Linked DNA regions of Homo sapiens: all the other regions are linked to region 1. A link is a loop called in an ENCODE intact Hi-C map of the cell type or tissue named here. Cell type or tissue: sigmoid colon. All regions are shown on one strand. Each heading gives the region's core, and the rest is flanking DNA. Links, peaks and the distances in the headings are about the cores only. Region 1 holds the start of TPRG1-AS1 (TPRG1 antisense RNA 1). Region 2 overlaps LPP (LIM domain containing preferred translocation partner in lipoma). Region 3 overlaps LPP (LIM domain containing preferred translocation partner in lipoma).

The links. Hi-C counts contacts between places; a loop is a spot of excess contacts. Peaks named below come from ENCODE experiments on the same cell type or tissue, not always from the same donor. Only the 100,000 strongest peaks of a DNase experiment are listed, where the experiment ranks them.
Region 2: it touches region 1 in a loop (2.9-fold over the local background); 3 of 110 quality-filtered maps call a loop at or near these places.
Region 3: it touches region 1 in a loop (5-fold over the local background); 6 of 110 quality-filtered maps call a loop at or near these places.

What each region holds. Positions count from the first base shown.
Region 1 is chr3:188,941,898-188,952,828 of GRCh38, reverse strand. TPRG1-AS1 (TPRG1 antisense RNA 1) reads left to right here and starts at 5,190. Exons shown (of 2, transcript NR_046873.1): 1 at 5,190-5,550; 2 at 10,779-10,931. In sigmoid colon, for the core only: CTCF peaks have their summits at 5,132 and 5,335; DNase peaks (open chromatin) are centred at 1,788, 4,098, 4,638, 5,128 and 2 weaker places; H3K4me3 peaks cover 1,654 bases; H3K27ac peaks cover 3,279 bases.
Region 2 is chr3:188,707,117-188,718,047 of GRCh38, reverse strand. LPP (LIM domain containing preferred translocation partner in lipoma) reads right to left here. Exons shown (of 12, transcript NM_001375462.1): 8 at 9,655-9,781. Among named protein-coding and RNA genes, the nearest start is that of MIR28, 24 kb to the right of the region's middle. In sigmoid colon, for the core only: no CTCF peak of the experiment used is centred there; no DNase peak of the experiment used is centred there; H3K27ac peaks cover 556 bases.
Region 3 is chr3:188,216,676-188,227,606 of GRCh38, reverse strand. LPP (LIM domain containing preferred translocation partner in lipoma) reads right to left here. Exons shown (of 12, transcript NM_001375462.1): 2 at 2,080-2,202. Among named protein-coding and RNA genes, the nearest start is that of FLJ42393, 44 kb to the right of the region's middle. In sigmoid colon, for the core only: no CTCF peak of the experiment used is centred there; DNase peaks (open chromatin) are centred at 6,496 and 7,036; H3K4me3 peaks cover 4,287 bases; H3K27ac peaks cover 3,754 bases.

The sequences.
Region 1 (10,931 bases), core at 1,570-9,569:
ACCTACTTGAAAAGATATATGAGGAAGCTTATAATAAAAATCACAAGTATTTTTAAACCCAACTATAAAACAGGAGCACAAATGCAGTTATACTTAAACCTAAGTAGATCCACCCAAATTTTTAATGATTTTTTTTTTACTATATAAGTTCACTGATGAATTTTCCATCTGAAACTTTATATAAAGCAACTTAACAGATGCTATCTTTATAACACCATTATAATAAAGGCTCTTCTATGTACCAATGTTACAGCAAACCTTGGTAAGTGTCGGAGGTGTACTATCAAGTTGTACTTTGAAGATAGAGTTCTGGGGCCTCCAAGCCATGTAGTCCTCATTGATATAAAACTTCCTGAAAATTTAATAGGAAGATACAGACAGATTTGAAATATCTTGAGAAATAGCTAGTTTGCAAGAACCCCTATGCAGTCTTTCGTTTTGTTTTGTCTTGTTTTGTTTTTGAGACAGAGTTTCGCTCTTGTCACCCAGGCTGGAGTGCAAGGGCATGATCTCGGCTCACTGCAACCTCCGCCTCCCGAGTTCAAGCAACTCTCCTGCCTCAGCCTCCCAAGTAGCTGGGATTACAGGTGCCTGCCACTACGCCCAGCTCATTTTTGTATTTTTAGTAGATTCAGGGTTTCGCCATGTTGGCCAGGCTGATCTCAAACTACTGACTTCAGGTGATCCGCCAGCCTCGGCCTCCCAAAGTGCTGGGATTACAGCCGTGAGCCACTGCGCCTGGCCAGTCTTTTCAAATATTAGCTCTCTCAGCTGAACTAGGAAGTAGACAGCAGACACGTCTAGACAGAGGTCGCTGGCCAGGCCCTAAAGTGCAGATGTGCTGTGCTGTGGCCTAAAGAAAGATACCCAGAAAGTTCTTCAGACCTGCTAGAGATCGTGAGGCTGCTCAGGCTTCCTCCCTAAAGAACAAGGTCTCTGGACTTGGCTTTGTGTCTAACAAAGCAGTTACCGCATTCCCACCTCTTCCCCTGACCCAAACACACACACACCCTCCACACACACACGTCAATATGACAAGCTGTTTCCTCATGTTCTTTAGTATAGAATCACAGCATATTAGACCAATTTGCTGTTTAACCCATCTATTTAACAGATGAGAAACTGAAGCTCAGACAGAGGGGAGCTGCCATTTGCTTACAAGGTGACAGACCCCAGCTCCCATTTCTGCCCCTCCATGAAACAGTGTCTCACTGAAACACACTGTGGGTCGTGCCATGCTCCTGCTCAGTCACCTCCACTGATCTCCCATAACCCTCAAGGGAGTCCAAACACCCCAGCCTTGGCATCAGAGCCCTCCACAGAATAGCCTTATTTGGGTTTCCATCCCAGTCTCCATGTTCTTCTTCTTGATTGCTGGCGAGTGATCTCCTCAAAGGTCTCCTGCTCCCACGTAAACAGACCAGACTCATTCGCATCTCCATCTCAACATGGATTCTCCTGCCCATTCCCACGTTCTGAGAGCCTGTTCTCAGTGAACTGGGATGTCCAGAAACGAAGCAAGGTCATAAAATGGCTTCGCATACCCTCCACGTGTGCCTCTTCAGAGCGTCAAAATCACACTATGGCTTATTTTTACTTTTAATAATATTTTTGTGTGTAATTAGCAAGGACTCTGAAAGCCTCAGCCCCCTCCTGTGTGGTAGGAATGGCAAATACGCCCATTTTATAGGGGAGATGAAGGAAGTGAGACCCAGTGCTGAGAAAGGGCATATGATTCATGTTTCAGCAAGCAATGAGTCAGAGGAGGAGACGTCGACCCAGGCTTCCTGATGCTGAAGCTAGAGCTCCATTCACACGGCTGGGCGTATTGCCTCTGTTACTTCCAAATGCTTGATATCTTGTTTAAAAAGTCAACAAACACTCACCCCAACAGGCTGACTTTTGAGTAAGTTTTTTATTATGATGAAAAAGCACAAGAGACCTTATCTTTTCTGACCTCTGAACAGAACCTAGAATGTTAACTACATAGTTTATAATAAAGAAGCTTCAAGCTTTCCAAGTTGTGATCCTCTCCTAAGGCAACTGTGTAAATAGAGGCAATTCTGAAAACTTGGACTGTCAAAGAAATTGGGCAAGTCTGGCTGGGCGCAGTGGCTCATGCCTATAATCCCAGCACTTTGGGAGGTTGAGGCAGGCAGATCACCTGAGGTCAGGAGTTCGAGACCAGCCTGGCCAACATGGTGAAACCCCATCTCTACTAAAAATACAAAAATTAGCCAAGCATGGTGGTGGGCACCTGTACCAGCTACTCGGGAGGCTGAGGCAGGGGAATCACTTGAACCCAGGAGGCAGAGGTTGCAGTGAGCCGAGGTCATGCCACTGCACTCCAGCCTGGGTGACAGAGCAAGACTCTATCTCAAAAACAAAAACAAACAAACAAACAAACAAAAAAAGAAATTGGGCAAGGCCAAAAGTCCAGTTGAGGCTGGAAATGATATATCGCACCAGCTGTGTTCTGACCTTCTCTAGTGTCTGATACCTATTTCCAATATCCAGTGGCTGTTCTACTGTTTAGGGGCTGAGAAGAAGGGGTAGGATTGTGGTAAGTGATTTCTCTTGTTGGGTCAGAGCATTTTGAAATCCTGGAAAGGCTTGTCAAAAAGAAAGTGGTCATAGGTCATTCTGCAGTCCTTGAGAGAAGAGGAACAAATGGTAGCCTGCCTCCAGAAAAGGAGTGAAAAGGGTAGGGCTGAGAGCCCCAGTGACCTGGGTATAAAAGATCCTTTAAATGCCCTTTAAGGTACTTTGCCACATTTACTGAGCCCCTGCTAATGTACCATGTACTTGGATAGAGACCCTCAGTAAGGTGACTGTATAATTTATCATCCAAACCCAAAAACTTCAAGGTGAAGGAGGGACCTATTAATAACTAATTATACCAAGACAGAGTCATAAACTGAGATGGCAAATCAGGATGTATTATGATGTACCTTATGATGTACCTTAGCCATAAGGTACATTTTATATTATACCAAGACAAAGTCATAAACTGAGATGGCAAACCAGGATGTATTTATGATGTATTATGATATACCTTAGCCATCAGTATTGAGATCAACAGCAGAGTTTGTATCCACAGAGAAATCTCTATGGCATAAGAGGGATCTAGCAAGCACAAAAATGGCATAACCCAAGGCTGGCTGGGTGTACTGAGACTGAAAGAGAAAGAAGTGACATCTAAATAGAGGAGATGGCATTGAAGCTGGGTTTTGAGGGATGTGAAAGATTTGAATGTGTGGCAGAGATAGGCCAAATAGAGGCCATCAAATTCTGATGAGTTTAAAAAATTTTTTAAGACATCTCAGCCAAGGCCCAAGTGGCAGGAAAGCAGGAGGCGTCCATGGAGCACCGCGACCAGCCAGAACCCATCTGATGTGGCTGCCATGGAAGGAGTGGTAAGACCAACGAGAGATGAGGCAGGAAGGGTGCTGATGCCAGGCTGGGCTTGGTTCTAATTTCCTAGAGAGCACCAGGAGCGAGCTTTCCTCCTCTTATCAGCATGGCTGCACAAATCTCCATTCTCCTCATCCTGGACTTTTGTTGAGACTGCTCAGACCCACATCTCGTGGGCTGCTGCTAGTCTTACCAGGCTGACTGTCTTCCCTCCAACAAGGAAGGGAGTCTCATTTGAGGAACTGCACAACCTCTTCTGGTTTCTGTACCGGTCACTTTCTCTCTCTAGCCACTGGAGAAGTGGGTTGGAGCATTAGGGGGAAGTGTCTGTTTGGCAACCTCACAGGGCTAGAAAACTTGAAGAGGGTGGATTTTAGGGGCTATCCCCTTGAAAACATTCAAACGTTTGAATCTTTCTGGTGAGACCACTTGTATTCCTATTTTCCAGGAGTACACACAAGGCCAGAGGCACTTTGGACCTCAGGGCTTTCAGAGGGGTGAAAGACAAGGCGGTCAGGGAAAGACTTTCTCATTTGGCCTCACTGTTTTGTGATGTATGTCAGGAAGGTGTTATTGTGGTGAACAATGGAGAAGAAGGGAATTTAAAAGCAGAGAAATGAGTGACTCACCCAAGGTCACATAGCAAGTAACAGAGCTGCAAGCGGCTTGAATGCAAATCCCCTGGACCCAGGCCATGTATTCATGAACCTACCTCAAAGCCTGCTCTCAGAAAGAAGTGGAAGAGGGAGAGGAGGAAGACAAGAAAGAAGAAAGAGGAGGGGGAGGAAAAAGAGGGAGAGAAGCAGAGGAGGGGAGAGACAGCAGAGCCCTTCACTGTAGGTGAAGGACCTGGAACCTTCTCCTTTCACCCCTACTCACCCCCACTCCCTTAACTCCTCCTGGACCCAAGAAAATGTGTCCAAGGCTGTGCGGTAGGGAACGGCTGCTGGGTAACTTCTTTGCTGAGGCGCAAGCATGGCCCTGCGGGGTTGCTGAGCCTTTCAAAGGTCACTTGTAAACTCTGATGTGGCGCAGGGGCTGGCCCGGAGGGGCTGGGGCCTGGGCCAGGACGAGAGGACGGGCCTGCCTTTGGTGCCTAGAAATCAAAGCAGTCAACCTTGGGCTTTTTCTTCCCCCTCACACTGAGGCACTTTTATTGGCGAGATGAAGGGAGGCAGAGCGGGCCTTACAGTCCTCGCTTTGCTTTTGGAGGTTAATGACCCAGTTAGCAGCTCTTGGCTGCGTTTCCGACATTTTGCAGACATCAAGCCCCGCGTCTCTGCCAAGTACATTCTGTTCCCTGGAGCACATCCAGTGCATCTCAGATTACTATGTAATGCGACAAAGAGGGAGAGGTGGCTGGGAGGGGCATCGGGGAGCGGGGCGGGGAGGGGAGAGGGCGGGACGCAGGAGCGTGCGGGGAGGAGAGGAGGATGCCACTCTAAATATAGCTGCCCTCCTGGAATGCATCTTTCAAGGTGCTTATTTACTGCACAAGAGTGATCCCAGAGTGAGGGTACGATTGGGCCCTGTCGTCCAGGAATCCTGGAGCGCCGAGAGCGAAGCCCAGAACCAGGGCGAGGACAGACAGTGGGGGTGGGGAGGAGGCTGCAGGAGGCTCCTGGCTGGGAAGGGCTGGGAAGGTGGAATTCGAAGGGGGCGGGGCTAGGAGGTGGTGGCCCCGCCCACAAGGCCGCCGCCCCGCTTTGCAGCTCGAGCCTGAGCTGCAGCCTGCGCGCTAATTATAGACGTGAATGGAAAGCGGCCGCTTCTGAATGATCGCGTTGCTCGAGCTGCCGTTGGAAGCTTAGAAGCAGGTGCTACCGTGCTAGATACAAAGCGATCTATTTAAAAGCCCTCTGTCACGCACGCACACTTACTGACGAATCCTCTGGCTCTCTCCTACCACCGCCCGGTGGCGGATTCCGGAATTGGTTCAAAAGGCCTTGATCCCGAACACCCAGGACAGAGACAGAGTACTTTTCCTACCTCTTTCGCCTGCATCCTTAGAAAACTCCCGTGGATGAGAAGATCCCCAGGCCTTTACAAGCTGTTGTTTTACAAAAGGAGAAACTGAGGCAGGAAGAGGCGGTGGATGTGCACCAGAGCACGTGGTGCGTCGGTGCAATAGCTGAGGTAAACTTCTGGTCTCCTGACAGCCTCTCCATTTGCCTTACCGGGTTGGAACCTGAAGCAAGTCTCACTTTAACGCCGTTAATTTCCAGGCATGGATCTTTAGCCAATGATGAGCATCCTCCTCCTTTCCTGGTTCAGCGCCTGCTCCCTCCAGTCCCCACCCCCACCCCACTCCCACACGGAAAACTTGCTAATGCTGGCTGATTCTCATTGCTGGGTTTACTAGTTCAGGCCTGGAAACTGGGTAACCTCAATAACTATGACCATTTCAGTATGTGTGAGTCAATCTAATGTGCCCTCCCTCAGCATAATCCTGTCACGAGGAACGACGCAGGGGGCAAAACCTAGACTTTTCTTTCCCATCAGCATCTTGGCTGCACCTAGTGCTCACAGCCAAGTGTGTTAATGCACATGATGGCCTAATCCAGTCCATACGAGCACAGTGAAAATTCTTATGCCCATTTTATGGAATCCCTGTAGAAATGGAGTCTTGGAGGGAGGAAGTGACTTGCTCACAGTCATCTGCTGATGAGTGGTCGACTTGAGAGCCAAAACCAAGTTCTCTACCCTCGATGTGGGCTATGTCCAGTATTCATGCTTTGGCCTGCAAGGGGGAGCAGCAATCCACTTAGTAATAAAGAGGGATAAACCTACGTTCCCTCAGACACCTGGAGTGTCCTGAGGATCTCCACTCTGACCATTGGCCTTTTCTGCCTGTGGGTCTGGGGCCACTCCCACGCTAATCCACAGTATTAAACTGGGCATGGAGAGCTGCTGTCTTCTCTAGAAACCGAAATCTCCAAGTCCAGTAACTACATTCAGCTTCCAATAACAAGGCCAATCCTACTTACCACCTGGACCCATCTATGTCTCCCCACCTTTGCTGACTGCTTTGGACTTAACTCTGCCTGTGTCTCTCTTGGCTATTCCTGTAACCTCAAGATCTCCACCAGGGCAGATGGATAAAGAGGCAGCATCCAGTAACATGCTGAAAAAAGAAGGGAGAGGGAATAGGTGTGGATGATAGAATATTTTAGTTGTTTTTTATTTACCTCTTGGAAGCAAAGACTGTATCTTAGTCTTTGTAAGTCCTCCTTCTTCCCAACATATACAAGGTCCAGCCAGCCCAATGCACCGAGCATAGCAGACAACCAGAAATGTTAAAGAGTCATAAAACTTTCACATGGCTGTGGAAAATTGTATATACCTAGGTTGGTCACAGTCATGTTTCTCTGATAACAAAGATAGGTAGTTTTACAATACTGACAAATTATTTAAGCTTTCTAAGTCTCAGTTTTCTCATCTGTAAAATGGGCATAATTGTACCTCAAAGAAGCAGTACTGGCAGTGCTGAGCCAGGAAAAAAGCAAAATGTTCGCATGTGAATGGTTGTATCTACAATCAGGCTACTTAATTTGGAATCTGAATTCAGCTATGAGTCTAGCACTATGACTAGTGTCAGCACTCAGTAGTTCTTCTCACACAGGGTTGTTCTAGGAATTAAGCTGGATAACATATATGAGCACTCTGTACAGTGATATAAGATTGCTCACATACTTTATTATTAATAAATAAAGTTGCCCAGGGTTACACAGCTAACATACAGTAGAACTGGGATTTAAATCCAGATATGCTCCTGTCTCTGTCCTAGGTCTCCAGTCTCAAGTGCATAATAGTCATCATTACTGAGCACTTATTCAATAATATGGTTTTGCATTAACTGTGTCTGCTTCTATTTGAGATGCAGAAATAATAGACATGCCTTTAGGTTGGAGATAAGTAGGTAAGGGCCTAGGACAGATACACAAGTAACTGTGTAATACCAGTCAGTGGATGATGAGCGCTCTGATTAGCACAATAAACCAAATGCCATGAGCACCAGGGAAGAACAAGCAGATACTCCCCAAGGTGGGGAGAAGGGTTCAGGATGGCTGCAGTGAGGGTAAAGGAGCATGAACAGATCCTGGAAGAATTGGTAGCATTTGGACAAGTGGAGGTAGAGGTGAGGGAAGTTCCTGATAAAGGGATCAGCAAGAGCAAAGACCCAAAAGCAGGAAAAGAAAGGGAGGATTTAGAGAACAGCAAGCTTGCCAGCATTCAGAGAACATAGTGCCGGCGGAGAATGAGCAGGGGCAGAATGAGAAAGCACACTGGGAGCTAAGCAAGGAGACCAGGTGTCCCAGGGAGCCAGGGCAAGCTCAGCAGGGCCAGGTGAGTCTCTCTGATGACATGGAGGGCAGATGTGCTACAGTCTCAGGATGATAATGAGTGGAGAAATTTTGCTCTGGGGCCAGTTATGAGGCAGCAGAAGCTAGGGTAGCTTCATAGCTCCTTTGTAGCACCTCCTAGATGTTGTATTTGTGTATTTACTTGTGTTTCATCTTTTACGTTGGCCTATAAACTCCATGAGAGATGGGAACAGGAGCCTTTCCTTTCTTACTTGTCCCAGGGCTTACCACAGTGACATCCATAGTAGGAGCTCGATAAAGACTTGATGAGCAAGTGAATGCTTCTTTGACCCCAAGGCCAAGAGGACCACCACAGTGATCCAAACGTGGACAAAGGTTTCTCCAAGAAGGTTGTTCCTACCTTTAACTTCAGTAAACAGGTAGCCCAGGGTGGTGTAGAAGAGTTTAAAATTCACTGAGCAGGAATGCAGGACTTCTTTAATGATCCCTCAAATATATGTGCTGCAGTTTTAGAAAATGAAATCAGAAAGAACTGGGGAGAAAAGAAAGAAAAAAAATGAAACCTTGAGCTGAAATAAAACCCTTCCTGTGACTCTCTATCTCTTAGTTATCTTAATTACCCATCTTCTGGTTTTAGTCTTCCCTCTCTAAAAAAAAACAAAAGAAGGATGAAAGGGAAGAGAGAGAGAGAAGCAAAGAAACTTGCCCGAGAGAGCTATGAGTTTAGGCAACTGATTTTGTTGTCTTCTAAAGCCTTCTATGGCCTGGCTCCCTTCCCAGCTCAAGTTGGGAAACAGAAAAGAAATCCAATTGGTTTCCATTGTTAAGGGTTTGGGACAAACTGCTGATAGAAGCTGTGCCAACTGTCCTATCCTGGCCTTCTTTAAAATATGAATGTCATTGCCTTTTGTCATTCCACTTGGAAAGGCAATTTAGTGCTATGTTTTTTGAACAAGGGGACAGGATTCCAGGGCTGGAACAAACAGAACCTAGAGGTTACCTAATTCCACTCCTTCATGTTATAAAAGAGAAAACTGAGGAAAAAGAGAGAGGAAATGACTTGTTGATGGCTGCCCATCACATAAGTGATGGAGAATGGCAGAAAGGGATGAAGCCTTCTCATTTTAATGTTAGTGCTCTTTCCATACATGATGACAACTTCTTTAAGAGAGAACTCATATTTCTCTGAAAAGAGGGTAGTTTTAGAGAAGCAGATCTGGATTTAAATCCCAGTTCTACTGTACATTAGCTGTGTAAGCTTGGGCAAGAACCCAGATCTTCTGCAATAACAATAGTCATCATTACTGAGCATTTATTTTGTGCCAGGCTTAGGACAGCTAAGAAACTGGCCCAAGGCTGTGTAAGTTGCAAGTAGTAGAGCCAGTTTGAACCCAAGTCTGCCTTATTCTAAATCTCATAATATTTTCATAGTAGCACATTTCTTCTGTATGCCTCAGCTTTCTCATCTGTGAAGTAGTTATTTTTAAGAAGGAATAAGATATAAAGTGCCTAGCACAGACTTGATATACAGTAGGTGCTCCATAAAAATCAGCTACTATTATGTTGAAGGAAACCTTTTGAATGTATTGTGTTACACCTTAGATCTTACCATTTTGATTATATTACTCAAGAATGTTGCCTATTATCAATCATCATCCTCACACTCATCAATCTCCACCAGCACTGTCTCAGCTTTCCCCGGATGTGTCCTCTCTCGGGGTTACGTTCCAAACATGGAAGATCTAAACAGACAGGTAGGGCAGGATGGGCACTGAACCTCCTCGTTGGTGCTGGAATGCTGAGGCAGACAGGTCAGGTCTGACAAGAGCAGCTATGGCCACTCACAGATCCAGGTGCAGGAGCCAGGTGGGTTGAACTAACTAGGGGCCAGATTACAGGGATTTGGGGTGAGTAATGCCTAAGGTGAGCAGACCACAGCCTCTGAAAGGCCAATTCATAGGAGGAGGGTTCAAGCTACCATTTCTGGCAAAATAAAGACAAGACGTTAGCTAGGAGGAAATAAAACTGGGTAAGTAGATCACCAGAGAAAGAACATAAAAACCAGGATTAAAGCAAAATCCATTTGGAAGGAATTGAGATTATAAGGGATCTAGGACCTCTAAAGATGACAGATGAGTCTTCCTTCCTCTGACTATAAAAAATAATAAATATCATGAAATAGTCTCGGTCATAAATTGCTGTGGATACATTTGTTTGGAGTGAAAGTATAAAAACATTCATGAGAATGATATCCACTAAATTCAGGAGAGTAGATTCCTCTGTTGAGGTTGAGAGTGAAAGAAGGAGGGAGGAAAAAGGAAATGGAAGGTGGAATCTTTTACTTTGCGTGTTACGTTTAATTTATTTTAAGAAAAAAAGAGATCTGAAGTAAATATGGCAAAATGTTAGGATCTGTGAATTCTGGTGGTGAGTACATGGCATCTGTTATGTCTTTTCTGTATGGTTACATATTTAATAATTTAAAATAAAAATATAAAGTCATAAATATATTTAAAATCTAATAAATTTCATTAACACTAATATGTGGCCTCATTGTAGAAAATCTAGGGACTTTATGAATAATAACACAGAAAGATAATGAGTTTTAAATGTTCTGATGTTGGCTAGCTGACCTGATATTTCCTAGATACAACAACAGGCCGTATTCCAAGGGGAATTTATGTAGGATCTTTGTAGTAAGTTAGCATACTGACAGCCCATATATGTGCATTAAGAGAAGAATTTCTGGATTCTTCAAATCACACCATCTGCCCAATCATTCAAAAAATCCGCACTGCTGCCCTCTAACCTGGTTACCCAGAAAGTCCCATTTTAAAATAAGATTCAGGATCTTGTACTCTTATATAAAAAGAAACCCTAAAAATGCTTTTGAACAATCAAAGCTAATGTTACAAAGTCTATAAATTAAAATTTGTTGATGGAAACCCAGCAAGGATATGTAACTAAACAACCACTGAATCTAATTGACCTTTGTAGAACACTCTGCCCAATAACAACAGAATACTCATTCCTTTCCAGGGCACATGGAACATTCACCAAGATAAACCATATGCTGGAACATAAAATTTATGGATGTCACCCATGAAGCAGAGTCCTTCAGACCCTCAATCAAAAACAAGTCTCATTTTACATTAAATTGGAGGACTATCTGGAGTCTCTGACCACCGTGTG
Region 2 (10,931 bases), core at 1,500-9,499, 230 kb after region 1:
GGAGTTCGAGATCAGCCTGACCAACATGGAGAAACCTCGTCTCTACTAAAAATACAAAAATAATTAGCCTGGCATGCTGGCATATGCCTGTAATCCCAGCTACCTGGGAGGCTGAGGCAGGAGAATCGCTTGAACCTTGGAGGTGGAGTTTGTGGTGCACCGAGATCGCACCATTGCACTCCAGCCTGGTCAATAAGAGTGAAACTCTGACACAAAACAGACAAACAAACAAACACACTAGCCAAATTAATAAAAAATTAATGTATGCTAAGATAGAACACATAAAATGCTCAGAATTATTATTTATTTAGTGCTGTAAACATATACTACTCTGAACAAACATTACCAGAAGTCACTACCACAAAAGAAAATATATCTAATATGCCTCATTAACTAGAGAACATTCTATTCCCACAACTCAAAGATACCCTAAACAAAAAGTTAGAGAGAAACAAAACCAAAAAACCCATTTTTCCCCCCAAATCAATACAACCTTCTCTCTAAGCCACTTATTGTCTAATTTTTCTTCCATTGTGGTTTTGGGGTTTTTCATTAATTAGGTCATTTATCTGTGAAAACAAGATCCACTAAAGGTAGCTGCCTACCTGGAGTCATTTCCCAGTTTGTAATTGATAGAAGCACTTTGGAAACCATTTTCTTGTCACATAATAACACAAACTATGAAATACAAATTACTTTACACCTCTCAGTTGAGATCCTCTAAGCACTTTACAAAGTAATCACATCGTTCCTTATACAGATTAAAAAGCTAAAACATGAAGTATGTTAACTCATCTATCTTATGGCCCATGACCAATTCAGCAACATGGTGTTAACAGCACAATGGGGTGAAAAGTGAAAAGAATTTAAAGTCTGTAGGCCTGTGCCCCAGGGCAATTCTGCTACTTACCTGCTTTATGACTTGTGAGGGTAGTGGAGAGCCCTGGGGAGTGGGGAGTCCCTTAATCACTGAAATCTTTCATTTCTTCATATCCCAAATGGAAATAAACACACTGTCTATTTTGTAGGACTGCTGTCTTGCTCAAGTGATATAACATGTAGAAAAGTGCTTTAAAAAGCATTATATAAATGTTAGTTGAAATCATGTAATAATAATAATGATAATCTAGGGGTAGACCTAGAAGTTGGATGCAAGACGCTAACTTCCAAACAAGTTTAGCGTCTTGTTTGTGCCTAAGTCACAAAATGTTAGAATTGGACAGCACTTATGAAGTATAATCTAATCATCCATCAGTTGCTTGAGTACCTATCACCATTTTCACCAACAAGGGATTATTAGATTCTGACCTAGAATTTTACAAAGACTTTCTTCTGTCTCTTAAGAAAGTGATTTCATTACGCTGAATGGGAACTGGCCAGACTCCCCTCACTTGCCTTTGTTGCTAATTTTTGAATCACAAATATTAAGTCAAATTCCTTTTCCACATGATAGTCTTTCAACAGCAATGAGGGCTCTAGGTTTTCCTCTCTCCATACCTTCAACTGCACCTCAAATCATGGTTTCTAATTTCCTAAGCATCTTAGTCAAGTCCTCTGGACAAGCTCACTTATCAACTGGTCCCACTAGTGCAGAAAGAAAATGGACCATCCTCCTCATTGTTTTTTTTGTTCTGTTTCTATTCATGAACATTCACTGGCCCTCCATTTTCATCTTAATTGAGTTGATACCAAGGCACCAAATACAATGAGCTGGCATAACCAATAAAGTGACCGATCATAGCACTTTGTTCATGTTAACGCCTTTCTTCTCTCAAGGCTTAGCATGTGCTAGGTCCCTGCTGCCTCATGCCTTCACTTTTGTCTAGCTGTCCTTTGAAAAATGAAGGCCTAGTTCCACTGGAACAAACTCCTGGTTTTCTGCAAAAATTCTCAAAAACTCCTACTAACAATACTCAGAGATGAACAAAAAGTTTCCTTAGATAAATGCTAAGTTCTGAGAAGATAATTTACCTGGCACTGCTCTGAAGGATTCTTCAAATAGCTCACTCAATAATTTTAAGGCTCACATACTTCTGCTTTTTTTTAAAGAAGGAATAAGACAATATCATATAAACAATGTCAAGATAATTACAGCTCTATGCTTAAAAATCTACTGTCAGATATTTCCAGTCCATCCTTAGATGTATTACAACATCCATTTCCAGAGATACTGTCTTCCAACAGTGTTGCCTTCAGCCTTGAGGGCTCCTCAGCCAGAATATTATTATTTGGAAAAAATTATGCCATAGTCACAGACATGCATGTATGAAAAGCTTCATATACAAACACGCTTTCTCTTACAAAATGAATGAAAGCATAAAACTTAGAGGCTCTGGGTGTATTACTTAAGGCTGTGGCTGTATCAACCAACACAGAAAAGTCTTGGACAATTTCAAAGAGATATCTCAAGGTTATCTGGAGAAAAACTCAACTTTGCTTTCCTTTAGCTGCCTAAAACTGTTTGAAAAAACAAACTTTAAAACTGGCAACTAGCCCTGTAGATGTCCCAATTTTCTGAGAATAATACCTTTCTCTCCTATTCATTTTAATACTCAATTTAAAAGTTTTCCATTTTCTATTATAAGCTCTGAATTGACTCTAAATTATAATAATTTACAGCTACTTCATCGCCCCATGTTCCTTTTTTTTTTTTTTTTTTTTTTTTTTTTTTGAGACGGAGTCTCCCTCTGTCACCAGGCTGGAGTGCAGTGGCACGATCTTGGCTCACTGTAACCTCCGCCTCCTGGGTTCAAGTGATTCTCCTGCCTCAGCCTCCTGAGTAACTGGGACTACAGGTGCGTGCCACCATGCCCAGCTGATTTTTGTATTTTTAGTAGAGATGGGGTTTCACCATGTTGGCCAGGATGGTCTTGATCTCTTGACCTCGTGATCTGCCCACCTCAGCCTCCCAAAGTGCTGGGATTACAGGCATGAGCCACCCCTTGTTCTTTTTAAGTATCTATCACTAGAACTGAGAGCCTCCTTTAGTATCAACATATTTTTCTAGTTGTCTAGGAAAAAATTTGCTCTAAAATGCAAGCACTTGAACCAAGGCTTCCTGTAGATGAGCTGGGCTAAACACTCACTGTCTGGTTTATTGAACTGGGTAAGAATTTTCTCCTACCCCCAACTTTCTACTATGTTTCCTCCCTTTCCTCTACAGGGTAGTGTTTAGAGGCCCTCTCAATGACACCAGTATTAATGGAAAGACACAGGTCCATGGTAAGGAAATCTGTTATAGCCAAAACTTAAGTCCAAGTAGATGGCAAATGCCCACAGTATAGAGACTGTATCTTCCCTTTAGAGATATAGACTCATCCAACTGCTTTATCATGGTTCAACATCTGTGGCATTTACCTAATACTGTAATGCGACAGTCACAAGTTATAATGAACATGGACAAAAGAAGGCATGGAAACACTAAAACTATCACCTTTCCAGAAGAAATCATTAAAAAAAAACCCAGCTGAGACAGTTAAGGGTCCCTGTTTGTTATATTTTATAAAAAAACCTGACTTGAAAAAATAAGAACGGTGGCTATTAGTGATTTGCCTTCTCCCATGGTCAAGAGAAGAACTACAGACTGCAAAATGGCTGATAGGTAGGTATTCGGTAGACGGTCTTCCTAATGTATGTACCTCAGCCATGTCACAGCAGTTAATTCAGGATGTTTAAGATAGTTGAAACATATCAGTGACATCGAAGTCCAGATTACAAACATGTAATCTTGGGCAGAAGCAGTCCCTCCATCTCTCACTTGAAGATCATAACTTCATAAGGAAAAGTTATGACATGGGAGAGAAACAGCCAGTTACTAACATTCAGCAGGAACAGCATTTATATACCTTTCTGTAATGGTAATGTATTATGATAGACATGAGATCAGAAGAGTGAGGCCAAATTCCAAAATTATTAGCTATGTGAGCTTGAACAACTCACTGAGCCTCTCTGAATCTCTATTTCCCCATCCAAAAAATGAAATGAAGACATCATCGCCAGGTCTGCCAGTCATGTTGTGGCTGCGACTTGGTTTTTTAAACATATGGAGCTCTAGGTAAATATCAGCTTTTGTCATCACTACCACAATTGTCCTCATCTCACCAGCAATAGAAGATGTGTATGTCTGGTAAAAAATAAGAAAAAAAGAAAACGATAACGGGAAATTTCAAAGACCCACTGTAGTCATTAAAACAGGAAAGTTGAGAAGGTGCAGAAATGTCAATCTCTCTACCCACCCAAGAAGGGATTCTTAAGGTAATTCATTTGTGACAGGCTTCAGTACACTTTTAGAGAGGAGGGGAGTCCTTATAGTTGTTGCAGTTATAGCATCTCTAGCTGTTTTAACCTGAGGTGATTCTGCCTCCCCACATTTATCTCTATCTCTGTTTGTCTACGTATATCTGTCAATCATCCCTCTCTCTCTTTCTGTCTCTCTCTCTCTATTTCTGTCACTCTATCAATATTTCAAAATAAAACTGTAGACACAATCATACCTCACCTTATACTGCAACAAATAGCTCATAAAAATAAGATTTTCCTACATAATCACAACACCATTAATATCATCATGAAATTAACATTGATGTATTATCTAATATATCATTGATATTCAAATTTCTCTAAGTTTGTTACCAATCCTTTACAGCTTTTTTTTTTTTCATCCAGAATTCAATCAAGACACATGCCTTGCATTTGAATGGCATGTCTCTTCAATTTCCTTTAATCTAGAATAGTGTTTTATAACATTGACAGTGTTGCAGAATTCAGGACAGGTGTCTTGAAGCATGTCCCATCATCTGCATTTTTTACTTCCTCATGGTTGGATAGAGCTGAAATATTTTAGCAAGACCACTGCCTAGACGATGCTGCAGACTTCCTACATTCAGTTGGCACATGCCAGTCTGTCCCATTATTGAGGATGTTAAATTTCATTACTTGGTTTAAGACGGCTTCCAGGAGACCTCTCCATTATAAAAGTTCCTTTTCTCCTTTGTACTTAAGTCATCTGTGAGGTGATCTTCTGGTACCTCTCCCAGTACTTTTAAGCATACGATAATTATAATTCAATATAAATAAAACTGTTAAGAGTGATGAGGGGCTCCGCAAAGAAACAAGAACTATAATAACATATTCATGAATCATTCTACTTATGAAAAAAAAAAGAGTGTCTTGGAAGCAAAGCAACATGACCACAAAGGAACCTACTCTGTTGACATCATTTATTTACATTTTGTTCACTCTCACTCCCAAGTACAGCCTGTAGTCTAGCAGGAGATCTACAGCATGAAAGCACTTAATTACCTTCAGTAAATCAGCTACAGTTTAAATAAAAATTCCAGCATTAAATAGGCAAAGTAGTAAAGAAAGAGTAGGTGATGGGGTTTTGGCAGGGCTGAGAGGATAGTCCTGCAAAAAAGAGAAGTTATTTAAGGGAAGTGCTTGGCAATGCTATTTGCAGTCCAGAATAGGCCAAAGGTAAAACTCTGACAGAAAGGAAGAGAAGACTTTATCGCTCTTGGGTCAGGCCCTGCTGATGCAAACACACTGCTATGTATTCTTTCCGCTCATCCTCAGGCAGACTTATGGACTCTCACATAGCAGCTCAGTCACACCCAACACAGTGCTAATATCTGCACTAAAATCCTTGACATCTGTGACTCTCTTGTCCTTCCTAGGAACCCGTGAGCCCCATGAGGGCAGAGCCTCTGCATTTGGGTGTCCTGAACACCCAGCACAGTAGCAGGCACAGAGAAGGTGCTTGAGAAATGTTTAAAGCACGGAACAATAAAGGACAGTTCTTTTCACTAGTCCTTTGCCTCTTGATTTCATCTTGCTGGTAAGAAGTGCATCCTGGCTCTGGAGTGCATGTTTTTAACCACTATCCACAGAGCAGTTCTCATGGCATGTGATCTCAATGTGCAAGGGCTCATTATAGACAATAACGTTCTTAGCCTTTAGCCGGACATTGACAGCCTTCCCTAGATTGGTCCTAACCTACTACTTGAACCTTATTTCCCAATATTTGCTACTTCTCACGTGGACACTTCACTCCAGTGGTTTTATTCCCTGTTATGTCAAAAACTCCCCTCATGAGAAATGACTTCACTTCTCTACTATCTTCCTACTTCCAAATCTCAATTAGCACAATTTTAAAGACTTACTCAAAGGCTAAGTATTCCATAAATACTTTTCCATTTCTCTCTCTTGATTTTCTCTTTCCTTTTTCTGAATTCTCAAAGAACACTTGGTGAACATTGATTAAGTCACTTGTCACTTTCTGCCTTGTGCTTATAACACCATAACTCTGTACACATATCCTATTAGACTATAAGAACTTCAAAGGTAAGACCCACATCTACCCCCACCACCACCTAGCAGAGCAGCCTGAATATTACCATAGGCACTTTTTTTTTTGTTTTCTACATAACGTAAATTTTCTTTAAATAATCCTGGCCTCAACTTATATTTTGTTAATTCTGTGTACCTAGAAGAGAATGCTCATCTCTTATTTCCCATCTGTCCAAAGCTAATCTCCACCATAAACACTCTTCTAAATATGTAGCCTGGCTAGCTTTCCCCATCTTTTACAGTGTGGTGTGTAAATGTACAGATCTGCATTCTAATTCAGTTCTGCAATGTATTAGCTGTTGACATTAGGCAAATTAATATTTCTGTGCCTTAATTTCAAAATCTGAAAATGATAATAGTATCTATTTCACAGGGTTATGTTTTCCTATAAGAGTGAAATGAGTTAATTCCTATAATGTAAATAAAATATAGTGCTGCCATATCATAAGCACTCAATAAAAGTTAGCCATTTTTCCAAATTCTCAAATGGTTATTCATCCCCATTTGGCAATGATTACTTACCAGTGACATACGTTCTATTGTTGCTAGGAACTTAAACTTAAATTGAGCATTATTAATGGATTTTTAACGAGCATATCTTATGTCTTAAATAAACTATAAGCCCCAAGAGCATGGGAGAACCTTGAGTATTGTATTGAGCATATTCTACATGCCAAGAACTTGGCTAAGTGCTTTGTATAAATATTTCATCCATTTCTTAAAACAACAGTATAAGCTAGTTATTATTCCCATATTACAGATAAAACAAAACAAAAATGAAGGTTTAGAGGGAATAATACTTGTTCAAGTTTTCTAAGCTACTAAGTAGTAGAGCTTGGACAGTTCTTGAAGGGAAAGGTAATAATTTATATCTGTTTCCCAGAGTGTTCAATATATATTCATTCATGCAATTAGCATCTATGTTCAGTTTTTTTTTTGTGGCAATATATTTTGTTGCTATGATATTTGAAGCATATATACTTGGTAAGTCAGCTTTTCCTTTTTAATAGGACCTAAATACAGAGACCTTATTTTTCACTTTTAAAAAATGTATTTTAGACCCCATTATAAACCCTCCTCACATGGCAATGACAAGAGCATTAATAAACTTTTTGTGTATTTTGATGTAACTAGAAACCTTCGTGGATTTTCTATGTTTTGTTTTACTGTTCTCCATGCATTGTTGTTAATCTCCATCAATTTATGTTTAGCTTTATTGTTATACTTTAGATTAAGGATGTTTGTACATTGAACTTATTACTGTTGAAAGAAATGCTAGAGAACATTTGCCCCAACCGTTGATATAGTGAGGTGGGAAATGGGGCTCAGGCAGATGGGTGACATGCCAGTATTGCTTGGCCAGCGAGGGACAGAGAAGAGACCACAACCAGATGTTTCATTCCCACTCTTTTTGCTCTTTTAGCTAAGCTAAACTGCCACCCCAACACAAATAAAAGCCAGGGTTTTCATATCCTAATACCTCCTACTTCATCTACTGTGTGTTTTTGGACTGGTGTGGTCAGTTGACCTGTCATTACATATTCCCATATAGGAGCAAAAAAGACATGAAAATAGAAAATATTTGAAGAAGCAAAAATCCTGTGCAATTTCCCCATCTTTGTGCCTTTACTAATACTGTTCCCCAAATGTCGTTTCTCTATTTGTCCTTAAAGCAGTGCCACTCAAAAAGTGGTCCATGGATGGGTGTCTAAGAAATGCTTATCACCCTGGATGAGATAAATACAGGAACAAAGGATTAATATTTAGAAACTAGTATAAAAATTTAAAAGAGTAATTCGTTAACAGTTAACTCTAATAATGATAAAATTTCATCTTCCATTTTATTTTGTGTCTTTTATTTCCCTAGTAATTAATTTTAACTGACTCAACAAAAATACTGGTCTCCAACAGATTGGGAGGAAAATGGTCTTCTACCACAGAAAATGTGAAAGGCACTGGTTTAAAGGGCTCAGATTCAAGTGCCACCAATTCTTTACCAAAGTATTCCGGATGCTCCTAATAAATGGAGCTTTTAAAACTTCTGGCCGGGCGCAGTGGCTCACACCTGTAATCCCAGCACTTTGGGAGGCTGAGGCGGGTGGATCACCTGAGGTCAGGAGTTCAAGACCAGCCTGGCCAACATGGCGAAACCTCGTCTCTACTAAAAATACAAAAACTAGCCAGGTGTGGCGGTGGGCACCTGTAATCCCAGCTACTCGGGAGGCTGAGGCAGGAGAATTGCTCAAAATCCGGAGGTGGAGGTTGCAGTGAGCCAAGATCACGCCAGTATACTCTAGCCTGGGTGACAGAGCAAGGCTCTGTCTCAAAAATAAATAAAATAAAATAAAATAAAAATAAAATTTGCAACAATTGACCTAAGCCTTCTCATGTCTTTTATCACTTTCTACCTAGACTAGTAATTATTTGTATGCTTGTCTTACCTCTTTCTGAACAATTTTAACCTCACTGAGGACAGGTTATGCGTCCACAGAACCTCACAATCGGCATATAATTCATAAATTTGCATTATATTCATGGATTGGAAGGATTAACCATTCCTAGTTATTAACAAGTTTGAAGAGGGGAAAATTAAAACTACAAAGAAAACATCATTTCTTCAACTGAGATAGAAAAAAAAATTAAGAGTACAATCTGGAAATTGGATATCAGACAATATCCAATTCCACATTTTTTACTTGAATCTTTAGACCAGTGAGAAATGGGAACATACACAGAAATCCTATTTCTGCCTAATGGGAAGCTAATAAGTTGTCAAAAAATGTCTTCTTTTTTAAAACAAAAAACAAAAACAAAAACAAAAAACAAAAAAACAGGGTCTCACTCTGTTGTCCAGGCTGGAGTGCAGTGGCACAACCACAGCTCACTGAGCCACAGCTCACTGCAGCCTCGACCTCCCAGGCTCAGGTGATTCTCCAGCCTCAGCCTTCTGAGTAGCTGGGACTGCAGGCACATGCCACCACACTCAGCTAATTTTTGTATTTTTAATGGAGACAGGGTCTCCCCATGTTGCCTAGACTGGTAAAAAATAAGTCTCAACAATAAAATTTGTATCTAAGGAAACTCTAAGGACCACTGAAATTTTAGTATAAGCTAAGTAGACATCACATCTATGGCAGTCTTGCAAATGCAAATCCTACAATTACTTAGTTGTGCGGGGATGTATATCAACTCTCATGCATCTGGACTCAAATACTTTACCAGTGGAGCTGATAATAGTTCCAATTACTAAGGAAGGAAATCAGAGCAAGATAGTTACTTCAGAAGTCAGCTCTAGGCCCCACTCACCAAAGTATTCGTCAGCAGGTGGATTTTCCATGTCATACAGCATCTTTTTGGTCAGGTGCTCAAGCTCATCCTCTGGGCGGAATGAAGGGGCAACTGACGAAGGCCCCAGTTGCCCTGAATGGCCACCCTGAAAGGCAGAAAGCACACAGTCCTTTAATTGCCACCTAGACCATCAACCAAGGCAGTCAGCCTAAACAAGCAGCGATTGCACTGGAGAGGAAAAAGCACTGGACGTGGCTGTCAGGAGACCTGGGTTTTAGAATTAGTTTTATCACTTATTCAGTGGCTAACCTTGGACACATCTCTTTACTCATTTGCCTTATCTAGATGAGTCATCTATCAGGCTTTAGAAATCCATGTTTACAATAGGAAGAATCTATTTTGTTCAACAATTGCTAAGTAATCACTATTTGCTGTTATACATTTATGAGAAAAATAAATTGAGTCTTTCTTTCTTATGAACCTTACAGTGAAGTGAGAGATACAGGCACATTAATAATTAAAGAAAAACAGCTGCAGGAAGAGCAAAATAAGGGTATAAGGTGGGACCTCTCGCATAGCCCGCGACGGACTTCCTGAAGAGAGGGAGCAGAGCAGGCTAGGCCTTATTCAGCTAAAAGGGAGAAAACATACAGGTAGAAGTTTCTCACACTCAGGTGAAAAAAGTCAAGCAGCATAAAGAGCTTGTGGAAGTTGTGTACTTCGGGACCACATATAAACTTTGAGATAGGAAATGAGATAAATCTTATCGAGTACAGGAGTCCAGAAAGCGAACATTTTGGTTCTAGTTCTTTTGTTCCAGTTAAGGAAGTTGAGTAATTTCATTTTTCCAGCACTGCAAACAGCCAGATTTCAAATAGTGATGATAAGTCAGTAGCATTGACACTGGGTTGGTGTTGAAATGGGTGGGTGAGAGCAAAGCTACGAGGATGTGAAGACATACAGAGCAAAATGATGGACTTTGGGGCTTTGGCGCGGCCAGGTTGGGCAGGGGGGCAGGGATCAAAGACTCCATATAAAATGTATAGTCTTTTATCCCTCATCCCCTGTACCCATATGGGACATGCAGGGCCACTGGGGCCTTTGTCTATTCCCCCTTCATTCCACCCTTATGGGTACAGTGTACACTGCTTGGGTGATGGGTGCACTAAAATCTCAGAATTCACCACTATAGAACCCATCCATGTAACCAAAACTCACATGTACCCCAAAACATACTGCAGTAAAAAAAAAATTAAAAAATAAATAGGCGGGCGAGCCAGAATTATAGCAATGCA
Region 3 (10,931 bases), core at 1,969-9,968, 730 kb after region 1:
CACTTGCCAGTTTCCAGGTGTTCTAGGTTTGCAGAATCACCCACTCACTTTGTTCTAGATGCCATACTCTATTAAACGCAGGTGAAGGCTGCATCAGCATTTCGGAAGCCACTCCCAACAAAAGCCACTGTTGGCTCATATTTAGCTTATGAACAACAAAAACTTCTAAGACTCTTCCAGTCTGCTCATAGGTGGGAACTGAACAATGAGAACACATGGACACAGGAAGGGGAACATCACACTTTGGGGACTGTTGTGGGGTGGGGGGAGGGGGGAGGGATAGCATTAGGAGATATACCTAATGCTAGATGACGAGTTAGTGGGTGCAGCACACCAGCATGGCACATGTATACATATGTAACTAACCTGCACATTGTGCACAGGTACCCTAAAACTTAAAGTATAAATAATAATAAATAAATAAAAAATAAAAATAAAATAAATAAATAAAAGTCTCTTCCAGTCTGCTCTTGTTAAGGAAATCTCTCCCTTTCTATCATTACACACTTGATTTTTTTAAGTCCAAGTGCAAAGCTTCATACTTATCACAGTTTAATTATAAACACTGAAAAAACTCAAGACATAGAGGAGGTGACAAAGATTTTTCATTTGATACTTAAACGTATGCTAGGGGGAATATATTCCAGATCATGTTTGAAATTTTAACAGACACTAAGGTTTAAGCATCAAACCAGTGGTTTCCAGCCTTTTATGTAATATAGATCAATAGGCACACAGTCAGTTGTACTTTTAAGATACACTGATTAAGAAAAGACAGAGAGACAAAACACATCTATAAACTCAGTCACACTTTTAAATGAAGTTAGTTTTTTTTCAATCACAATGGCATCATCTCTGTTTTGGAAAACTACACCACAAATATGTCAAGGTGTATTAATTACTCAGTACAAAGCCAATGCTGGGGGCATATATGAATTGGCCTCAGCCAATGGGGACCATCGAATCAGGATCCTAAGTGGAAGTCGCACCCAGAATTCCCTTACTAATTTCCTCAGCTTTCCTTAGAGCCCAGGGTATTCCACACTGTTGATTCTTTTTACCACCCCGATTTTTTAGAACATAATGTTCTACTCTACCCATTAAGTACAGAGGTACACCAAAACACAAGGGAAAGTTTACCTTACCTGGTCACAATTCTCCTTTCTGAGCACATAACAGGATTTGCACCTCACATCCTGGTGGAGCTCTGGCAGGCCCTTTAAAACAAAGGCTCACACCCTTTGCCTAAGCAAATTTAGCCTGCTCTGCCCCAAAGGGTTGTTATAGAAATAAAATGAGGCTGGGCGCAGTGGCTCACACCTATAATCCCAGCAATTTGGGAGGCTGAGGCGGGTGGATTACCTGAGGTCAGGAGTTCAAGACCAGCCTGGCCATCATGGTGAAACCCCATCTCTACTGAAAATACAAAAATTAGCCAGGCATGGTGGTATGTGCCTGTAGTCCCAGCTGCTCGGGAGGCTGAGGCAGGAGAATCGCTTGAACCTGGGAGGTGGAGGTTGCAGTGAGCCAAGATGGCACCACTGCACCCCAGAATGGGCAACAGAGCAAGACTCCATCTCAAAAAAATAAATACATAAAATGAAATGAGATCACAAAAGAAGCAGCACTTTGCACAAGGGCAAACAAGAGACACTCAATAATACTGCTTTCTTTCCTTGTAAATGCCCAAACACTGTTCAGTGACATTTTCATTTTGGTCTTTCCATTTCATGAACACTTTCTTCCATGCCAAATGAGAAAGAAGGAGGCAATACAATTGCTGGCAACCTGAAATCATCGTTACTCCAAATTTTCCTCCAAGTTCAATGCTACCACCTTCCAAGAGCTGAGCTCTGCCTTTGCTTTGCCACACATTTTATTAGCATGGTTATATATTGTCTATTGCCATAAAAGCAACTCAAGAAAGAAGGAAGGGCATTTCAGTTCTTCTCTTATTCTTAATGCATCCTAGTTACTGATGCCCATACTTTAAGTGGAAAACACTGATGTTTAAAACTCATTAAAACATATACATTGATTTTAAAAGGCAAATGTGTTCTTTTTGTGTGCGGGACTCACCAATTGAGGAAAAAGATCTTCCCTCTGATGAGCGTCCAGTGGAACAATGAAAAAAGCAGAACACAGGGAATCAGAAGACCAGGTTCTGTCTTCTGCTCTGTCTCTGAGCCTCAAAGTTCCCACCTATGAAAAACAGAAGGGTGTTGCTTATGTATCTCTAGGGTCTTAACCAGCTTCAGAAATTCCCAGGCTTATAAAGTCTCTGACTGGGCCGTGGTTTACTTCTATACCTCCTAAACTCCTAGTCAGATCCTGGCACTCTTATTTCACTAATTTGACTCAGAATGATGGGGAAAGAGAATGCTGATGCCTCAGTGTTCATATCTCAGCTCTCCTAGTTCTCCTGGGAAAACAGCTTCATCTTAATAATGGAGGTGAAAGAGGCAAGTCAGTTAGATACTCAAATTGTAGGGAAGAAAAAAATTAACAGATAAACCTAAACTATACCAAATAAAAAAAGAAAAGGAATATGAGTTTGGAGACAAATTTCTAACTATAGGACCTAATGTTCTTTGAACTTTAGTTTCCTTGCCTGAAAAGTGAGAATCAGTGAGCAGCAGAGGGATAAACAATCTTGACATTTCCCAGTAAGCCGTCCTTGATATCATTTGGATATGTGTCCCCTCTGAATTTCATGTTGAGTTGTAATACCTGCTGTTGGAGGTGGGGCCTGCAGAGGTGATTGGATGATGGGGGCGGATTTCTCATGAATGGTTTAGCACCATCCTCTTGGTGCTGTCCTCACGATCACGAGTGTGTTCTCATGATATCTGGTCATTTAAAAGTGTGTGGCAACTCCTCTGCCTACTCCCTCTCTTGCTCCTGCTTTTGCCATCTGAGACACCTGCTCCTCCTTTGCCTTCAGCCATGAGTAAAAGCTCCCTGAGGTCTTCCCAGAAGCCAAGCAGATGCCAGTGCCATGCTTATACAGACTGCAGAACCATGACCCAATTACACCTTCTTTCTTATAGATTACCGAGCCTCAGCTATTTCTTTATGGCAATGCTAGAATAGCCTAATACAGCCCTTATTACAGGTTTTATTTCATTAGCAACTATTATTGTTTTGCTAATGATTACACAGTATGTATGCCAACAGACAAGTATCCCAAGGCAAGGGCTGTTATAAAACTTGTCTTTCATGTATGCAGGAGAAATCCACATACGAGAAACTACCATGCCCATTTCATTGTTGTCACTGTAAACATTACCTAGCCAATCATACAATTGTTTTGTGTACAAAACAATTCCAAGTTCAAAGTTGGGAGGGATTTTTTAAATGACCCACCTCAACTTTTCCAACTGACAAGAGAACCCGGTGGCCTGGGTAAGGAGGTGACCTCTTCAGGAGCCACTTGATCCACTGGATCAAGTGACTGCTTGCTTTGACAAAGGACAACAAAACACACTGGGCAGAGGGACTTGTGCTTGGTCACATGAGTCACACCTAGAGCCAAACCAGGACTTACAAATCCAGGCCTCGAACACCTATTTCAACGCTCTCCCAGTAACCTCAACAGCAGACAGAAATTAAGTAGGCAAAATGGAGTATAATCACTATCAGCCCAGAAAAGCAAGGAGTTTCCTGAGACCTAGTGGTCTTCAAGGACATTGGAATTCTGAAAGCCATTTCCACTGAAAGGAGAGAGAGGCATAATTTCAAACTTACTGAGAAATGGGTTGTTAGGAAGCCAACATTAGACCTGTGAACAATGCAATTTCATAAAACAAACGAAAAAGGTTGTCCCTACCCTCACCCGCAAGCTGCATAAAACCAAAGCTTCTCCTTGCAGAGAGAGATACAAATCACAACAGTTTCTACAACAGCAGCAAAGGGCATCTGACTTCCCAGATTTTTAAACTTCACTGAAAGGAAGAGCTCTCCACCCTTGGCCCTGAGGGAGTCTCACTCACACTCTCCAGCTTCCCTCCAGGCACAAATGAAAGTGGTCTCCATTTTCCATAGCCAACTTCTCTTTTAATAATTTTTTCTTATTTTCCATAAAGAGAACAAGCAGCTTTGCTAAAGAACCACTGTGAAATGATTGAAGTTCCCATGCAAACAAACCATTAGCAGAGTTCAAACGCAATTTAAATTACCAGTTGTTAAAGTGCTTCTCAATTTCGTGGTAAGTTTCCAAGGAGAATTACATGCTATATACTATTTAATTGGTTGTTTTCTATTTTTTAACATCCATTTATCCCCCCCACCCGGTTATAGTTCAGAAGTATCTATAAAAGCTTCCCTTTAAAAAATTATACATTGTTGAATAGATTAAATCTAAAGATTGAAAAGTATCAGAGAAACAGCTGCAGGATCACGCAGCTCACCAGAAATTGATGGTTTTGACACCACAAAACATGCAGAATTTTAAATCTTAGGAATCACCTAGTAGTGCCCTCACTCTTTACAGCTGAAGCACCGAATTCCCAAAAGGGAATGATGGAGTTGGCCTTGAGTATTTTCCCTGGTCAGCGACAAATTCAAGATGAGACACATTATTCCAAACTCCCAGCTCCCTGCCACCTCTTCCACATGTTGCCCATAAATGGCAGAAGAAGATGGTATGAAATAGCTGATAAACTTGATTTTCCACCTGTATTTTTTTTAAGAAAATATAAAGCCCTCTTCAAATATACTCCTGACCTCAAACATTATGGGCAATGGCAAGTATCTCTCCAAAAGAGAAGAAAATAAGTAAAGGCTGATGAATGAGTACAGTTAAAGGAGCTCAAAACAAGACACTTTATGAGCAGATTCTTGGCAGGAAAAGTCAAGACACTAATCTAGATTCATTAAACAAGTTATGTGACATCAACACTGCAGATTTTCACAGTTCTATCTGGCCCTGAATTAGTGCTGCCCCCAGAGACAGAGAAAGAGAGGATAAAAAAAAAATCAACAATGTGAAAGCAAGTCTTGTCATATCTGTAAATGGAAAGGATTTCTAGAAGCCATCAGGAGTGCAGTTTGAAGTTCCAGACTTTGATATTGGACTTGTGTAAAGGATTTTCTCAAAGCTCAGGTTTCTCTGTCTGCAAAACAGGGTTAATATCATCTACCCAACAAGGTGTATGCAACCATTTCCTGGGATCCCATATCTAGCACGTATGGCACAAAGCCTGCACACAATATGCACTAATTCACGTTCACCCCTTCCAAGGCTTTTATAATTTCTCAAAGCCTATAGTTCTGTGATTCTAATTTATGTGGACTAAAACCACGTCTTGTAAGCCAAGCATATTCCCTAAGTTTGTTAGATACTGTATGTCTCCTGACTGTAAACTCATTTATTTTATCATTTGAAAAAAAATTCATAAAAATTTATATATCTAAGTACTTTGCTTTAAAAGCAAACTTTTTGGAAATGCTATTTTTAAATGGCCTCCAAATCCACATTTTGAAACACACACACTAATAAAATCCCAGTTTCATATCCAAGACCTTATTTAAACTTTCCATCAACCATAAGAAAAATTTCCCAATTGAACACTGAAGAAACTGAGGAACGGAGAAGTTAGACACTCATCCAATATCTCTAGGCTAGTAAGTGGTAAAGCCAGGATTTGAACACAGGCGTTCAAAATCAAGTTTCATGACACAGGCTTTATTAATTTATAATTACAACTATAATATGGACAGTTCTTCCTCTAGAGGTGGAAATATACCTTTAAAACTCCTGCTATTTTCATATTTCATGGAGCTTTGGGATAAAAACAAAGCCTACATTTCAAACTATTTTTTTAAAAGTTCACATTAACAGCAAGTAAATCTTTCCTGAATTCTACCTTGCTATTATATTCTTAAGTGAAATAAAAAGCTCAGAACCCTGGCACTAAGCAGACATCTACTGGTATGTGGGAAACAAACCTGAAAAGGGTTAACAATTAACTAGCTGATATCAGACCAATTCAAAAACAATTCGAATGGCCGGGCTCATGATCAAACAAATCATGGGAACCCCAGTATGGGCTATGGAAACCACTCTGGCACAACTGTTAGTTAACAGAATGTCACATGTTCTGCATTCAGGGGCGCACCAAAGAGAGGTTTGCTAACACCTTCTGTCTTGGATAACACAGTGTGTGGACCTAGCAGGTGTAGGTGCTGAGTTGGACATGCCTAGGGGTGTCGAAGAGCCTCAATGGGGGACACACTGGAACACAAAAGACAGAATGAAAAGTGTAGAAAAGCACGAGTACATGCAACGTCCTTTTGAGGGTCTAAAAGTTCTCTGCAGATGATGTGACTTCTAAACGATGCCTGAACACCCAAGAGGATTTCCACGGATGAGGAGGAGAAAAATAGGCTCAGGGAACACAATGTGCAAAGGCCTTGAGAAGGATGAGTTCAGGGTGTTCTCAGAGAAAGTGACTAATCTGGTGAGGCCAGTGACAGAGGATGCAGAGGAATGTGGTGGGACACACGCCTGGAAAGGGATGTGGCAGCCAGAGCCTGGAAGACCTTGTATCTCATGTTCTAAAGCACTTGGATCTTAAGCCATAGGTGTTGCGTTTCGGGAAGTGACACAATAGAAAGTTAAATGGTAGCCCTATCCCTTTAAGAAATGAATCCCTTTCCATGGTCAGTTTCCAAGCATAGCAAGGGTAGGGGAGCTACCTATGAAGGGATCTTCTCCCTGTGGCCCCACTCACAGAGAAGTCGGGGGGCAGGTGGCTTTCAGAGTTGCTCTTAACCCATACCTTCAGTGACCCTTTCCTCTAGGTCTGAAACTCTCACCAACATAACAGACCCACTGGAAGGCCCAGGAAAGAAACAAAGTTTCACGTTCCAAGCAGGACTACCACTCTGCCTTCAGTGAACTGCCAGTCCCACCCAACTCCTTGAATCAGAAGAAGCTGGTCTGGAGACAGGCTCCATCCAGCCTTTCTGCTGTCTCTTAAGCAGGAGCCAGAGGCCTACCCAGCTTGTACTCTATGTGCCTGAAGCTCAACATCACAGAGCTCACAGAGTTCTCAGCCAGGCCTGAAACCTCGTGACATGAGATTAGTAATGAGCCTGTGCTGATGTCACCACTTAGGTTGTATGGAATCCTCCTTTCCCTTAAAGGAAACTTTGTAGCAGTATCCATATGTCAAGGCCTTCAAAGATGCAATGCCCTCCCTGCCCTTGAAGAGCTCCCAGTCTAGAAGGAGAGATAAGACATCAAGTAAGGGAGGACAAGTGCCACAGAAGAAGCACAGGTAACAATGCAAATTTTCATACCACACGGTGACATGACATGAGGTGATGTCATAAAAAAAAGTCATGACAACAAAGGAAAGGAAAATTGTTGACGATTCCAGATTTACGTGACCTCACCGGGAGAATCAGACCATTTTTATACTACTCCTGTCAACATGGTGGGTTTCAGGGGGAGCACCTATTGTATCACACCCATCTGGCAGATGGGAAAACTCAGGCTCAAGCAAGTTAACTGACAGTGAGGAAGTATCACAGCCGGGATTCAAATCCATATCCCATGCTCATATGCAGCATACATTTGTACTCTATTGCCTCACAGCTAACTGTGGTTGAGTTAGCAGAACAGAGAACACAGAGATCACTTCTAATGGATGGGAGAGCAGGTGGTGATCAAGGATTATTCCCTTCCCAAGATGGCGTCTGTGCAGAAGTTTACAGGAGGATTGGGAGTTCTATGAATGAAGATTGGAGAGGTTATCTCAGGCTAAAGGAAAGGCATGTGCTAAGGCATGAAGGTGAGAAAGTGCAAGATATATCTGGGGGTTGGTAGGAAATGTGTTTGATTTAAAGATATGTAAGCAGGAGCATCAAGGACCCACATGGACCCACAGTGGACCGATGTTGGTGTCCATTTATGACAGGTCCTGGATACCAGGGGCAGGAGTTTTTACTTAATACTGTTAAGTACTAGAAAAGTAATAAATGTTTCACAGCAAAACTGTGGCATGGTTTCAGCTTTACTTGGGATTCTGTGCTCTAACAGTAGGGCTATGCAAATAGCCTTTCAGCACCTGAGCCAGGGTCAGGAATAATGCGCCCTTGGGTCCTTTCAGGTCAATATACAGAAAGACATTGTTCCCTGGCTATGACTTCAGAGGTAAGAAAATCTACACCTATTTCATAGAGCCTGACCATCATCTTAAGAGCCTCCGTGACTCATTAAATATTAAATTCCGGGCCCCGGCTAGAGCACAGGTACCCTCAATTGGTAAACACAGCATGGGGAACAGGATAGAGTCAAAGAATAAAAGGAACTGTGCTTGACCCTTGGATTCTACACTTATTAACTATGGAATTTTGAGCAACTTACTTCCTTTTATCAAGGGTGCAGTTTCTTCATTTGTAAAATGGAAACGATAATATGTATACAGCTAGGTTCTTGTGAGAACAATCAAGTTGTGAGATTAAATATGAGGACGTGTGATTCCTACACGCAGGCTAACATGTTTAGAATAAATCCCCCCCACCCCGCCCCTAAAAGCCACCATGTTGAAAGGGTAGTATAAAAACTGCCCCATCTTCCTGGTAAAGTGATCTAAATCTGGATTTGTCAACAATTTTTTCTTTCTCTGTTGAAAATTGAGCTGTATTCCCCAGGCAAGTCATTACATCTTTTTGTGCCAAATTGTTTTCATCTTTTAAATGACCCAGTAATCCCACTTTGGGCAATATACATAAGGGAATAATCCAAAAGGAAAAAAGAAGGCAATTTGTTCAAAGATGTTATTCATAGTGCTATTTCTGGCTCTTTATATATCCCCCTATTATAGCACTTATCTCACTGTGCTGTAATTATCCACTCCCCTTCCATACGCCTCCAAATTATCTTTGAATCAATCCCCAGCACCTAGCACAATGCCTGGCATACAGTAAGAACTCAATAAATGTTTGTCAACTCAATGAATAGGTAATATAAAAGAAATTTTAGAAGAAACTTGAATGAGCAATAACAAAACACTGTTTTTAAGAGATTATGCTAATTATTTGAAAACCTGGTAACTACAGACTGCAAGAGGGGCGCATGAGAAAGCCTCAGAAATGAGTTTTAGATGACTTAGTGTATGATTTCTGAGCATCTCTGGGCTTAGGCTGATTATAGTATAAGATTGCCAGGGGATACACAGGAGGATGAGGTCACAAGCTAAGTTGCTTTGGCCTGGTGGCTAGAGGATGGGGCTTGGTCAGAATTTTGGATTCTCTACCTGATTCAGCCACTACCTAACTTCTCCAAGACCTGAAAAATGAAGTATCTGCAGGAAAGCCCAGCCTGTTAAAAGGAATTACAGGGAACTGCCAAAGGGCAGCAACTGTGAATTCAAATGTAAATGAAAAAAGAGGGCTGGTAGGTGCCCTTGGACCGCAGTCCAGTCCTCAAGACAAGGAGAGGCTTTCAAACCCCAGCTCTTCTGGGCTCCCACTGAGCCTTCCAGACCCATCTCACATGGAGATTGAAGATTCCTTACCAGGGAGTTTACAGGAGACAGAAATCTCTGCATGAACAGACAACACCATGAAAAAACAACATGTTAAATACAGCCCATAAAGTCAGCATCACTCTGAACGTTCCTCATTCTTGGTGGGAAAGAATGTTTTACAAAAATACCCAGGGAGAGCAAAGGAAGCTGCACGTTCTGCAGGGCTTATTTTGGGGCGTTCCAACAGCTCTCAGCTGGGAAGCCAAAGGCAGGAAGCCACCATCCTCTGTGCACTGGCCCAAAGCTCAAGGTTAGAAACTAAATGGGAGAGGGGTGAGAAACAGATACTCTTTGGTCTTGGAACGCCAGCTGCTTATCTGGGCAACCCCCTAGGGCACCTATTTTCATTTCCCTCTGAGTATCCCAGATTCCTGCCCATTTAGCTCAGCATTTCTCTGAAGGAAATCACACTTGAGATCCTATAGACGATCACTCCCAAACATGCCCCAAACTTACCTCTCCTGCCCAACTTCTATGCCCTAGTCAAAGTTACCACCACATCACACCTGAATTACGGTAAAAGTCTAGCCTAACCTTCTTGCTTCTACCCTTGACTCCCTTTTACTATCAGGTTCCCTCCACAGCAGCTGGAAAGATGCCTGTAACACATAACCCATCACATCTGGACTCAGGTCTAAGAAGCTCAGGTCTCTCACTTACCACCACCTGCTAGACCCTATTCTTTTCTCCTGCTTCTTCCCCTGCAGCCCACATCCTGCCAGCACATCAGTCTCCTTCTGTTCCTCAAACACAAACTCCTTCCCACTTCACAGCCTTGACCTTTGCATTGACCGTCTCCACTGCCTGCAGTGCTCTTCCCCCAACTTCTACAAGGTGGCCTCCTTGTCACTCAGATCTCAGCTTAAACATAACCTCCCAGAGTCCTTCCCCACTCACTCACAGTCAGAATGCCCTTTGTGACTCCTCCCTTGGGTTACTTATCAGTCCCTCTTGTTTAAGTGTTCCTTTATCTGCCTCCTTCACACACCTGCAGCAGCGTGTAAGCACCAAGAGATCGTTGTTGTGTGTGTCTTACTCTTTGCTCTAAATCGAGTACTGGGATAATGCCCAGAACAGTGCAAGGCACCTAAGTGGAAACTCAATAAAGATTTAATAAAATTAGATGAATACATGCCACGGATGGAAGAAGCCTGACAGATTGTATAAAAGGATAGTAGCCCTGCACTGTGGCTAACATCCTGGGCTTTGGAGTCAAATACACATTGGTCACTAATGCCTTTGCCCAAGAGCTATAGCGGTTTGGACAAGCTTTCTCACTTCTTTAGGCCTTAATTTTCTCAAAAGTAAAATGGGGATAATAGCACCTGCCTTGTGGGAGTGTTGGGAGAGTTAGAGACAGGATGCTTAGTGTAAAACTCAGCACAGCCTAAA